Linked DNA regions of Homo sapiens: region 1 is linked to region 2. Evidence: chromatin contacts called from ENCODE Hi-C or POLR2A ChIA-PET data. All regions are on one chromosome and are shown on one strand. The core of a region is the stretch at or near the end of the contact, and the rest is flanking DNA. Distances in the headings are between cores, read along the strand shown.

Region 1 (6,218 bases), core at 746-3,245, 720 kb before region 2:
AGATGGGGAGACTGAGGCTGCAAGAGGTGGAAATGGCCTTGCCTATGGTCCCTTCCCCTTGCCCAGGGTCTTCTGTATCACATCGCTGGTCTCTCTTTCCTCCACCACCATTTCAGGATCCACCCCTAGAGGATTCTGATCTTCTGACAGTCAAGGTCAGATCCCTGCTCTGTGCCCAGGAGCTGCTTATCCAACTGCCCACCGTGAGGTCTCCCAGGGCTAAGGCCAGCAGCCTCACTCCCTGAGAAGCTGGGCATGTTAGGACTCCTGCTGCTCTGTGATTCTGGGTGGGGTCTGAGGCTCTTCTGCTGTGACCAAGGATAAACAGACTGACTGAATTGATGAGTGCGGTTAGCATCAATCCAGGCAAAATGGCTATGTGCCATTTTGTGTGCCACAGACCACATGCTTCCTAATGCCACGCCCCTCAGACTTAGAACTCTGCAGGCCAACCCAGGACTCCCTGAGGCCCTCAAGATAAAGTTCAGATGACCCAACCAGTCACAAGTCCTGTGCAGTCCACTCCTCCTGTGACTCGATCCCAGGCAGCCTGAGATGCTCACGTCTCTCCCCGACCCATTACTCTCTCCTGGCCTTAGCTCCAGCTATATACTCCAGGAAGCCTTACTTGACACCCACCCATCCAGGCTGGGTTGGTGGATTCTCTGTGCTTGCCCCACACAGACTTCCTCTCTGGGGATCACTGTTATTCCTATCCTGCAAGCTTTGGGGAGGCAGGGCCAAGTCTGCCCAAATCCCATGGTGAACCTGGGCCTAGTATCCCCCTGGAGCTTTTCCTGGCTGGGAACTCCTGGTGGGGCCTGCCTGGCACCACCCTACCTGCCAACTCTACCCTTCTGTGATTTGCATCGTCCCCATTTAAAGTACTCTCAGCAGAAAGAGCATGGAGATCATGCTGCACTAGACTCCACGTGTAATTCATGCCTCAGATGCCTCTGCTTTCAGGAATCCTGGCTGGCCACGGACACACCAGCTCTGGATGGGAGTGACGGCCTCAATGAGGCACCCAAGGCCCCCCAGACAGAGGTCTCATCCCTGCCCATCCCTGCAAGGAAATACAGTGGCCGTTGTAGAGTTGCCAGGGTTGTGATCAAGGAGCGGGGTGAGCAGGGGAGGTCACCGAGCCTCCACATAGTCTAGTCCAAGCATGTGTGGCAGGGTAAGAGTACAAGCATGTTGCCTGACACAGGTTCATGGCCATTGTCCCAACCCTTTCCCCTGACTTCAGTTGTCTTCAGTTTCCCTTAGGCCTTTTCCCTCAGGCAATGCCACACATCTGATAAGTTGTGGGAGTTGGTGGCCAGCTAGGACAGCAATCCTTTCCCTAAGGAGGTTCCTTTCAGCAATGCCTTCTGGCATATGTGGCATTGGAGGGGTCGAGGGTGACAGCCTCCTAACCAGGCCCAGGTCGATGCAGAAGTCAACTCAGGAGCCACTCTACACACCCCCACCATCCCTCAGGAGTGGGGCTGAAGCACCTGTCTTTCCAGCTTAAAAATGGGATAAGGGGAGGCAAGGCTTGGGAATGATGCGGACAGGTGGAACTATGAATAACCAGATGGTAACTCTCCCACTCACCCCCATTTTCTACCAGGACAGGAGGTGGGGAGCTGACCACACCCGCGCCCAGCATGGCGGGAGGTGAGCCGGCAGATCTAGATCACCTAAGTGACAAGACAGATACCAATACGCTCCCCCATTTCGTGACTGGAACAGAAGCAGACCGGGAAGGCAGCCCCGCCCGCGGCCCGTCCCGCCCGACCGACAGATCCACCACGAGACCCGTGCCTCACCCAGCACCACTGGGGGGTGACGTCCGGCCGGGAGCGCTGGGTCCGCGAGCAGCATTAGCAGCAGCAAGAGGAACAGGAGGCCATCCGGGAGCAGCCCCACACGGTAGGGGCGGAGGTGGAGGCCCATGGTGTACGACGGTCGCCGCAGGTCCGGGATGCAGGTTCAGCTCTCTGGGCTCTCGCCTAGGCGGGGGCGGTGGCGACGCGCTTAACCCCGCCGCCCGCATCCCCCGCATCCCCCCGGCCAATCAGGGCCCGCCTCCCGCAAATGGCTGGCCAATAGGGACTCGCCGCCATATACGCCCCTCCCAGTCGGAGGTCGCCGCCCCGCCCTTGCCCAACCCCCTGCTTCCTGGACCACGCTGAGCGCCGAGCGCATCGATGGATCGAGGTATCGCCTGGCTCCGGGCTGTCAGTCGCCCACCCGGGAACCCAGCTCGCCGCTGCTGTACCCCGCCCAGCCCTGGGTACCCGAAATCCACGCTGCGCAGCTCTCACTTGGCGACCCCCTGACCTGGAGGATCTGGAACGGACAAGACCGGGAGAGGATAAGGGGTGCAGCGCTGGCCGCTGCTGAGCGACCCCGGTTAAAGCAAGAAGAGAGGAAGTGAGTCCCGGACAGTTCTTGGGCCTCAGGTGACCAGGAGCTGACCAGGACCTTTGTGCAGCCCCCACACCAATTCTTAGCACACCCTGCCCCGAGGGCACCTGGGTGCGGCCAGTCAGCCCCTGTAACTCTGCCCCGGGGTTACAGATGCGGGGGGAACCGGGAGAGGCCAGGTCAGCATGTTCAGTTCCCAAGAGAGGGGTTAATCTGTTCGTTTTAGGGGCGCAGAGTGCAGCGTCACCCCGCCAGTCCGGGCAGTTCGGGCGCGGGGTTGGGAGTGGGCTTGAGTCTCGACCCTGCGCCATGGGCCATCTGCAAGTTCCCCTGCAGAGCAGGAGAGGCATCGGGAGCTCGTGGTCCCCCTCCACTCTCGCAAACCTGGGGAACCAGAGAGGACATGGACTCCCTGCGCCAGGAAGCAGGGGCGAACAGAGTGGGCAAAGACCTGACAGCTGGTTATATGCCAGCACCATAGGTCACTGTGGGATAGAGGGACGAGAGTATTTGGGAAATAGAGGTCTTGATCCTCCACACACCCACCCCTTCGAAGGGGCAGCTGCACCCTGGTCATCCCACCTGGTCCCAAGAAATTTGTCCTGCCCCTTCCTTCCTTCTTCTTGGTAAGCAGCTGACCTGGCTATGAAGCCACTATCTTGCCCTGCCCTTCTCGAGTTCTTATAGTGAAACATGTTGGTGACTGGGCTACCACCACCCTCCCTCTTTCTTTTTTCTTTTTCTTTTTCTTTTTTTTTTTTTTTTTGAGACAGAGTTTCGCTCTTGTTGCCCAGGCTGGAGTGCAATGGTGCAATCTTGGCTCACCGTAACCTCCGTCTCCCGGATTCAAGCAATTCTCCTGCCTCAGCCTCCCGAGTAGCTGGGATTGCAGGCATGCGCCACCACCCTGGCTAATTTTGTATTTTTAGTAGAGACGGGGTTTCTCCATGTTAGTCAGGCTGGTCTTGAACTCCCAACCTCAGGTGATCCACCTGCCTCGGCCTCCCAAAGTGCTGGGATTACAGGCGTGAGCTACTGTGCCCGGCCCCTTTTTCTTTTCTTTCCTTTTTTTTTTTTTTTTTTTTTTTTTTTTGAGAAAGGGTCTCTCTGTCACCCAAGTGCAGTAGCACAATCACGGCTCACTGCATCCTTGACCTCTCAGGCTCAAGCAATCCTTCCCACCTCAGCCTCCTGAGTAGCTGGGACTACAAGTGTACACCTCCAAGCTCAGCTAGTTTTTTATTTTTTGTAGAGTTGGGGTCTCACTATGTTGCCCAGGCCAGTCTTGAACTCCTGGCCTTAAGTGATCCACCTGCCTCAGCCTCCCAAAGTGCTGAGATTACAGATGTGTGCCACTGTGACCAGCCCCACCCTCTCTTAAGGTCCAGCCATCTCCCGCTAAGGCCCTGGCTCAGAACTCCCACTCCCAAAGCCCCTGCCTCCCCCACCTTCACCCGTGACCCAACAGAAGATCAGTGAAGACCCATCTGGTGAAAACCCAGCGTGGGAGACCAGAGACTCTTCTGCAGGCCTAGGGACGGGCAGAAGTCCAGTCAAAGGTTATGTGGAGGAAGAGAAGGATCAAGAGGTGCTGGGCCACCTTGGACTCTGGCCACAGTCTAAATGTCTTGCCAGCCCAGCAGCATCCGGTGACCATGGGCCCCTGGAAGGGTAGCCCTGTCCTCAAGAGGGGTTCCTTGGTGCTTCAACCCCACAGGCCCTGCATGTGTTAGGAACCACAGCCATTAGGGGCAGGATGGCAAGGCCTGGTCAGCAATGACCCATGCTGGCACTGTGGAGAAGGGTCAGAAAGTGAGGGTCCTCCCTTTTCACAATGACTCTGCCATCCACCTGATCCCCCAGGCTGCAGACTTGGCATCATCCTGAGCTCTGGATGCTTCCATGCTTCTCAGAACCACAACTCAGGTGGTCATAAGGGCTTGCCAGCTCTACACTCCCCAAACCACACTACCCTATTCCCACAACAGCCTCGTCACTGATGTCCCAATGCACGCCCTCGTTCCTGTGGGTCGTTCTCCACATGCCAGGCTGACACCTTTTTTTTTTTTTTTTTGAGACAGAGTTTTGCTCTGTCACCCAGGCTGGAGAGCAGTGGCGTGATCCCGGCTCACTGCAACCTCTGCCTCCTGGGTTCAAGCGATTCTCCTGCCTCAGCCTCCTGAATAGCTGGGATTACAGGCACCCGCCACCACGCCCAGCTGATTTTTGTATTTTTTAGTAGAGACGGGATTTCGCCATGTTGGCCAGGCTGGTCTTGAACTCCTGACCTCAGGTGATCCACCCACCTAGGTCTCCCAAAGTGCTGGGATTACAGGTATGAGCCATCACACCCGGCCCTGATTTTTTTTTTTTAATATTGCTCAAATTACTATCTCAAATTGTATGGTTTGCCCTACAAACCATAAATTCTCATTAGATGGGTTTTATTTAATCCTATATATCGGAACTTACTTTGCAATCTGACTCTGGCATAACATTAGGTGACAAGAAAGTCAAAATATTCCAAAACAATGTTTCTTTGCCATACTTGGAAATGGTCCTGCAAAACTGTCCTTTGTGGAGGAAATTTTGCATCTGTAAAGAATCTCTATTAACATAGCTAGATTTTCTTCCAGGCCCTCCCAAACCTGAAGAGATTAAGAGTTTAGCACCTTTCACAGGTCTGAATAGGGCCGGGCACAGTGGTTCACGCCTGTAATCCCAACACTTTGGGAGGCCGAGGTGGGTGGATCCCCTGAGGTCAGGAGTTTGAGACTAGCCTAGCCAATAAGGCGAAACCCATCTCTATAAAAATAGAAAAATTAGCTGGCCGTGGTGGCGGGCACATGTAGTCCCAGCTACTCGGGAGGCTGAGGCAGGAGAATCACTTGAACCCGGGAGGCGGAGGTTGCAGTGAGCCAAGATCATGTCACTGCACTCCAGCCTGGGAGACAGAGCAAGACTCCATCCAAAAAAAGCGTCCAGGCTGGGCATGGTGGCTCACACCTGTAATCCCAGCACTTTGGGAGGCCGAGGCGGGCGGATCATGAGGTCAGGAGATCGAGACCATCCTGGCTAACACAATGAAACCCTGTCTCCACTAAAAATACGAAAAATTAGCCAGGCGTGGTGGCAGGTGCCTGTAGTCCCAGCTACTCGGGAGGCTGAGGCAGGAGAATGGCGTGAACCTGGGAGGCGGAGCTTGCAGCGAGCCGAGATCGCGCCACTGCATGCTAGCCTGGGTGACAGAACGAGACTCTTGTCTCAAAAAAAAAAAAAAAGTGTCCAAATATTTTACAGAGTTTGACTCTTTTCATCAACAGAATAAATCCAGAGACTTAGGAGCCAGTCTAGTTGTGCTATCTTCCTTGGGTGAGCACACAGCCAACACCCTTCGCCCCTCCTGCTACCTGGCCCTTTGCACTCCCTCTCGCTGGCCTAAGCTCCAAGCTCCCCTACCTGAACTAGGTGGATCCCAGGCTTGAGGCAACCAAACTAAGCTCAGGGCTTTCGGGCTGATTTGGTGGCCAGAGCTGAGTCCATTTAGAGGCCGGTGGAATCTCCCTAAAGCTCATGGCTCAGCAGTCCCCCATTCCTCTGCAGCCAGTCTCCCTGCAGCCCCGAGATGCCTAACACTGATCCAGCCACAACAGAACCCTGGAGGCAAAGGGCCCAGAACAGAGATCATGCCACTGCACTCCAGCCTGGGTGACAGAGGGAAACTCCGTTTCAATAAAATTTTAAAAAATAAAATATAAAATAAAAGCCCGGGCATGGTGGCTCACACCTGTAATCCTAGCACT
Region 2 (6,420 bases), core at 3,556-6,055:
GTCACCAGTGACCTCCCTGTTGCTGAACCCAGTGCCCATGTTTTATCCTTATCCTGCTTGATCTCAGCAAAGCTTTGGACTTCGTGGTTCCCCTCCTCTTCTTTAAGCCCTTCCTTCCCCTGAATTTCAAGAGACAATACGCTGGTTTTCTATCTACCTCTCTGGCTGCATATCTTACTTTCCCACAGAGGCCCCTTCTTTCCTCCCATCCCCGAATGGGCCTTATCCTCCCCGCCCTTGGGCTGTGCACAGATCCCGCAGCTCAATGCCATCTAAATGTTGCCAGCTTCCTTATCTCTCCTCCACCCAAGCCACTCTTCTGAGCACCAGGCCTCTGTATCCAACTGCCTGCTTGCTGCCTCCCCAGATGCAGCGTGCGCTGTCATAGTGCATGCTGGGTTTGAGGTTCCCAAACCAAATTCACCACTTTCCACCTGACTCTCCCTAGTCTCAACTTCTCCATGACACTCCACCATCTATGTACCCCGTTGTTCAAGACAGAAACTAGAAGTCGTCCTGGATGTCTCAGTTAGCCCCTATGACCAGTCACCCCCTCCTGCCAGGTCACCCCCTCCTGCCAGGTCTGGCTCTTAAATCTCTCTGCAATCTGCCCCCTCACCTCTACCCCTATAGCCAGAATTCAGGTCCAAGCCATCACCAACTCTCCCCTCGAGCCCTACAGCTGGGCTTCTGATGAGCTAGAACCTTCCTGAGGGACCTCCTGTCTCCACTCTAACCTGCAATCATCCATTCATTATTCAGTAACAACACTGACCTTAAAATTGTAGCCACTTGACAGTGCCAAAAACTGTCCTTTATTGAGAGCATTCTATATGCCAGGCATTGAGCTTAGCAAACATCATCTCATTTAATCCTGGCAACAGCCTTATGGGGTAAGTCCTATTAGCTCCACTTCGCACCTGAGAAACCTGAGGCTGTGTGACCTTGGGCAAGACACTTATTCAGCCTTTTGGGCTTCAGACACCCATCTGTAAAAAGAGGACAATAATAATAATAACAACAGCTATTTCCCAAGGCTGCTGGGAGGATGAAATGAGATCTCCTCTCATGAGGATGTCCCTCTATAGGAAGTGTTTGGGGAAGGGAGAATTGTATGTGGGGTAGGGACGTTGAGGTGGACTCACTATACCTAATTTTTTTTTTTTTAAGACGAGGTCTCACGCTGTCACCCAGGTCTCAGTGCAGTGGTGTGTTCATAGCTCACTGCAGCCTTGAACTCCTGGGCTCAAGCGATCAGTTTCAGTGCAGTGGTGCGTTCATAGCTCACTGCAGCCTTGAACTCCTGGGCTCAAGCAATCTTACTGCCTTAGCCTCTTAAGTAGCTGGAACCACAGGCATGCACCACCATGCCTAGCTAACATCTAACTGTGAACACACAACAAATACTAACTGCTATTATTTTTAACAGTCACACGGCCGGGTGCGGTGGCTCACGCCTGTAATCCCAGCACTTTGGGAGGCTGAGGAGGGCGGATCATGAGGTCAGGAGATCAAGACCATCCTGGCTAACACGGTGAAACCCCATATCTACTAAATATACAAAAAAAAAAAAAATTAGCTGGGCGTGGTGGCTGGCGCCTGTAGTCCCAGCTACTCAGTAGGCTGAGGTGGGAGAATGGCATGAGCCCGGGAGGTGGAGCTTGCAGTGAGCCAAGATCTCACCACTACACTCCAGCCTGGGCGACAGAGCGAGACTCTGTCTCAAAAAACAAAACAAAACAGTCACACAGGTGGTAAGTGTCAAGACCATGATTCAAACCCAGGCTGTCTGACCCCAGGACTCTAAATCTTTAATATCACTCTATTCAGACTGATGTGAAATAGCCACAGCCACTCTTGTCCCAGGGAGAAAGCCCAGACTCTCTAACATGACCCACGTAGGCCCTTCAGGATTTGTCCTGTCCCTCACATTCTTTCAACCACTCCTCTCCTCCCAGTCCCCTGCTTTCTCTGTTCCAGCAACTGAGACCCTCTCTCAATACCTGCAAGGTTCTTCAGAATCTGACCGGCAGCCCCCATCGCTCCTATTCCTTCTTCCCACTACTCAGCCCCAAGTCCCTCTCCTTCCTCAAGTCTACCCTATGACTTCTTCCTCCAGGAAGCAGGCCCTGGGTTGGTTCCCCCTTTTTGACTTCCTCCCTCTGAACCCCGAGACCACATAACCCAGTTGTCAGTTCTCCTTTAGGGCCTGTCTTCCCACCAGACTGAACCTTGTGAGACCTGGGGCATATCTGCTTGGCTCACCACAGCGCTCTGGGGGTCCTGTAGCACCTGGGAGATGAAGGGGGGGAACAGTGGGGGAAGCTGGGCTGCCTAGACACAGGAACAGCAGGTCCTGAGCTGTTTGTTGGTGGGGAGGATTTTAAGTCTATGTCCACCCCAACTCCCCTACCCGACATGCAATCCTCCCTCTCCCTTCCCACTGGCTGATGGTATCGTATACCATCAGCAAGTGGGGCTCTGCTCCCTGGGATGGTGCAGGGTGGGGATCCCCTGGGATTCTGGACTTGGAAACCGCTGACTGTTCCATCACTTTTCTCTCTCTGGTTGGCCCTCTGCTGCCACCATCCCCCGAGTCCCATAGGAACTAGGATGTCTAACTGTTGGTACAAATGACCATCATAATGTCCATCTGAGTGACCGCTTCGGGAGATGGGCGGGCAAGATTGCCCTTGCTGGGTGAGAGCAGGTAGGGAAAGAGCTGAACCCCTTGAGCTAAGGCAGAAGGGCCACCTCAACTGGTGGGGGACTGGCTGATAAGAACCAGGGGACTCTCTGGGCTCATGTCAGCCCTATAGTCTGTTCCCAGGATGGGAAATAACCCAGATCCAAGGTTCCAAAGGTTATGGGGCTTGCAGCACAGCCAGGTCAGGATGGCCGTGAGTGGAGGAGCCCTGACCTGTCCGCATGGCCCCAGATCTTGCAGCCCCGCTATACTTCCTACACACCAAGACTGGCACACCCGGGTGCGGCGGAATATCCCACCACCTGGGCTGCCCATCTCAGCACTGTGCCAGGCCAGCTGCCTCTCTGGGAGTCCCCGGGTCTAGCCCCGCCCCACCCCGGGGCCGCCCCGACCGAGGTAAACAGAGGCTAAAAATAACCTGGGCAAGGGGCGGCTGCAAGGGAGAAGGGGGTCCCTTCTGAGCCTGTCCTTGTCTCCATGGCAACTGCCCCCAAACCCGGCGGCTGACGTCATCTCGCAGCTGCCCAAGCGTATAGGAGGGAGGGGGAGCGGCACAGCCCCGGACCCCCCACCCCGGAACCGGGCGGAGGCTGTCGGGTGGCCTCACTTCCTGCCGGCCCCCTCCCTGGTCAGCTGGTTACATTCCCTGGCCGCGCGCTGGGAGCCAGGCGGCCTCCCCCGGGCCGGGCCTGGCCAGGGCTGAGTCCGAGCGGCGACGCAGAGGGGCCGCCGTGACTCACCCGCGCCCTCCCCGCCCGCTTCTCTCAAGCGGGACCCAGCCCAGAGTCCTGAGTCCTCCCCTCACCCGCACCCAAACCCAGACCCCTGGGGCGGCTCACCTTGCTCCTCTCTCCCGCCGCAGTCACAGGACCCAAGCCGGAGAGGGCGGTGGAAGAAGGAGCTATGCCAGTCCTCCTTGTCCCGCTGGAGTATTTTGTACCTCAGCCCCCAATTATCATTCCTCTCCTCCCTCCAATACCACGGAGGTGGGTGTCGCAGGGGCAAGGACTCAGATCTAATCCTCGCTTCTCCCAAACCAGCTGTGTGACCTTGAGAATACTACTAACCTCTCTGGGCCTGTTTCTGCATCTGCCAGATGGTCATAACCCTCCTCAGATGCTGTGCGTTGGCCGAATGCGGCAGGCCCAGGGCGCGGCCCCGCAGACTGCAGCCAGGGCACAAGTATTGTTACACGAGGCTGCGCACAGTAGGTGCTGGGGCGGCCAGCCTGGACACACGTTAGAACTGGCTGGGGAGGGTCTGTAGGGGAGGCCGGACTCAGGGCTCACCCTGGAGAGGAGGACAAAGGGTGCTGAATCTGGACTGAATCCGACCTCTAGCCCTGGTGAGCAGCCCCTTGCCCAAACCAGTTCTGCAGAGAGCCCAGGCCCGGCTGTTGCAGGAACCTTGCGCCAACCTCCATTTCCAGGGAAAAGCTCCGTTCCCCGACAAGGACGATCCTCTCCGGCTTCGGCTACGCCAGGTTTGGGCGGAGAGCCCGGCTCCAGCCCAGGCTCGGTCACCTCGGGGCCGGCCACAAAGCCGCTTAGGCCGGCCCCTAGAGCTAGGAGGATTAGCTCAGCTCCTAGGCCGGCCCGCACCCTTCGTCGCCCCCTCCCCATTTCCAGCCCAGCCTCCCCTGCGGCGAAGGCAGCAAGGGCTCCCAGGGAGCGCGCGTGCCAGGGCCCAGGCTGGCGCCTTGAGCCCGCTCTCTGGCCTGGCCCATCCCAGCGCCCCGGGGCACCGGCCGCCAGGGCCTTGCCGTGGGAGGAAGGCAGCAGCGCCAGGCTCTGCAGGCCCGGAGGCGGCGGCTTTTGTGGGAGAAGCTGCGTTCTCCACGCCCGGGGGGAGGGGAGGAAAGACAAGGCGCGGCCGGGGTCCGGGAGATGGGGTGAGGCGGGACAGAGCCGCAGATCCCGGACCCACCGGGCGGCGCCGGCGGGGGGGCACCAGAACCTCCGCGCCTGCTCCCCGCCCGGCCTGCAGCCCCGGAAACGGCGCGGGACACTCACATGGCTGCGCTGGGCTGCGCGGACCTCGCGCTGTCCTTGCGCTCGGAGGTGCCCGGCCTGGTCGCGCCGCAGCTGCCGCTGTCGCCGCCGCAGGCGCCGGCCCCTCCCTCCGCCCGCCGCCCCGCCGCCCCTCCCCTGGCCCGCCGGGCCCCACCCCCTGCGCTCCCGCGGCTCCCGCACCCCTAGAGGCGCCCACGGCTCGCTCCGCCCTCTCGGATAACGGGGCAGGCCGGTGGCCCACGCAGCCCACCAGCTTGCAGGGAGGGCAGACCCTGGGGGATGTGAGGGAGGCTTTCTCACGCAGACCCTAAAACGGTGAGCGCCAGGGAGCCCCGCCTGCTTGTCCCCTCCCCAGATCCCTCGGGCTCTGGAGACCTTGCGGGCCCCCTGTCCGTGACCACCTGAAACAGGTCCTGGAGCTGCTACTGCTGGCTTAGGCTGGTTGGTGGAAAGGATCCAGGGCTGTTGTGAAGGCCTTGGGGAGTCCAGAAGCCGCCTGGCACCTTCTGGGTCCAGACGCTGCCCTTCAGCCCTGCCATTTCAGCCAGCCTCAGCGTCGCTGTAGAGGCAGGCCGCCCTTTCTGCCACTGTCTGGCTGGTAAGTCCAGGCTCATAGCCGGGTCATGCATTCCCCACTCATTGGGTACTGGTTTTCGGGCAGTCTTGGGGTGGGGACGCTGGCAGGGTCCGGGTACAGGGCCATGTGTTGGGCAACCCAGTCCTTTCCAAAGCCGGGGCTAGAATGCTGGCCCTCCACACAGTCGGTAAAGGTGGGGCTGAGAGTCGACCCCATGTTGGGGTCAAAGGGCCAGTTCCACTCCCCCGCTCCTCCCATCAATCAGACACCCCTGGCCCTTCCAACCTGGACACCCCTGAGGCTTCTCCAGGCCTTGCACTCCCGCAGCCCTCATGTATGTCAGACCTACCCAGGAATGGTTTCAGGGACAGTAAGAGGTCCCTGAATATCTGTACCCCGCCCCCACCAGTCCTGAGGGCTGTTTTTTTGTGTGTTTTGCTTGTTTGCTTGGTTTTGTTTGGTCGGGTTTTTTTTTTTTTTTTTTGAGACAGAGTGTCACTGTCGCCCAGGCTGGAATGCAGTGCAAGCTCCACCTCCCAGGTTCATGCCATTCTCCTGCCTCAGCCTCCCGAGTAGCTGGGACTACAGGCGCCCACACCACGCCCGGCTAATTTTTTGTATTTTTGGTAGAGATGGGGTTTCACCATGTTAGCCAGGATGGTCTCGATCTCCTGACCTCGTGATCTGCCCGCCTTGGCCTCCCAAAGTGCTGGGATTACAGGCATGAGCCACCGCGCCCAGCCTGTTTGGTCGGTTTTTTAGAGATGGGCTTTCTTCATGTTGCTCAGACTGGTCTCTAACTGGGCTCAAGCGATCCTCCCACCTTGGCCTCCCAAAGTACTGGGATTACAGGCTTGAGCCACCTCTGCCTCACAGTTCTCCACTCTCCAGCCCCTCCTCTTGGGCTTCCTTTGTAGTGCCCTTTTCTTTCTTTCTTTTTTGTTTTTTTTTGGGGGACGGAGTCTCCCTCTGTTGCCCAGGCTGGAGTATAGTGGCGTGATCTCGGCTCACTGCAACCTCCGCCTTCTAATTTCTATATTTTTGGTAGAGATGTCCCGGCTAATTTTTATATTTTTGGTAGAGATGGGGTTTCACCATGTTGGCCAGGCTGGCCTCCACCTCCT

What was found. A loop is a pair of places that touch in the nucleus more often than their neighbours do. ChIA-PET counts read pairs that join two places held with the same protein, here RNA polymerase II (POLR2A). Pooled maps may share reads with other maps.
Region 1: a loop to region 2 is called in a map of K562, with 2.3 times the contacts of the local background. The contact joins the promoter of PLA2G15 here to the promoter of RIPOR1 in region 2. A Hi-C loop is called at or near these places in 3 of 168 maps with a recorded cell type or tissue (CD8-positive, alpha-beta T cell, HCT116 and K562) and 10 of 50 pooled maps. POLR2A ChIA-PET finds 5 or more read pairs at or near these places in 3 of 52 experiments (Caco-2, PC-9 and naive thymus-derived CD8-positive, alpha-beta T cell).

Annotation. Positions count from the first base shown.
Region 1 is chr16:68,241,150-68,247,367 of GRCh38, reverse strand. PLA2G15 (phospholipase A2 group XV) reads right to left here and starts at 1,995. Exons shown (of 6, transcript NM_012320.4): 1 at 1,815-1,995. The coding sequence starts at 1,941. RefSeq lists enhancers at 1,029-1,529, 2,651-3,189 and a silencer at 1,946-2,175.
Region 2 is chr16:67,527,214-67,533,633 of GRCh38, reverse strand. RIPOR1 (RHO family interacting cell polarization regulator 1) reads right to left here and starts at 4,805. Exons shown (of 22, transcript NM_024519.4): 1 at 4,720-4,805. It overlaps LOC100505942 (a long non-coding RNA gene), which reads left to right and starts at 4,889. Exons shown (of 2, transcript NR_104656.1): 1 at 4,889-5,317. RefSeq lists silencers at 3,199-3,478, 4,479-4,708, 4,739-4,848.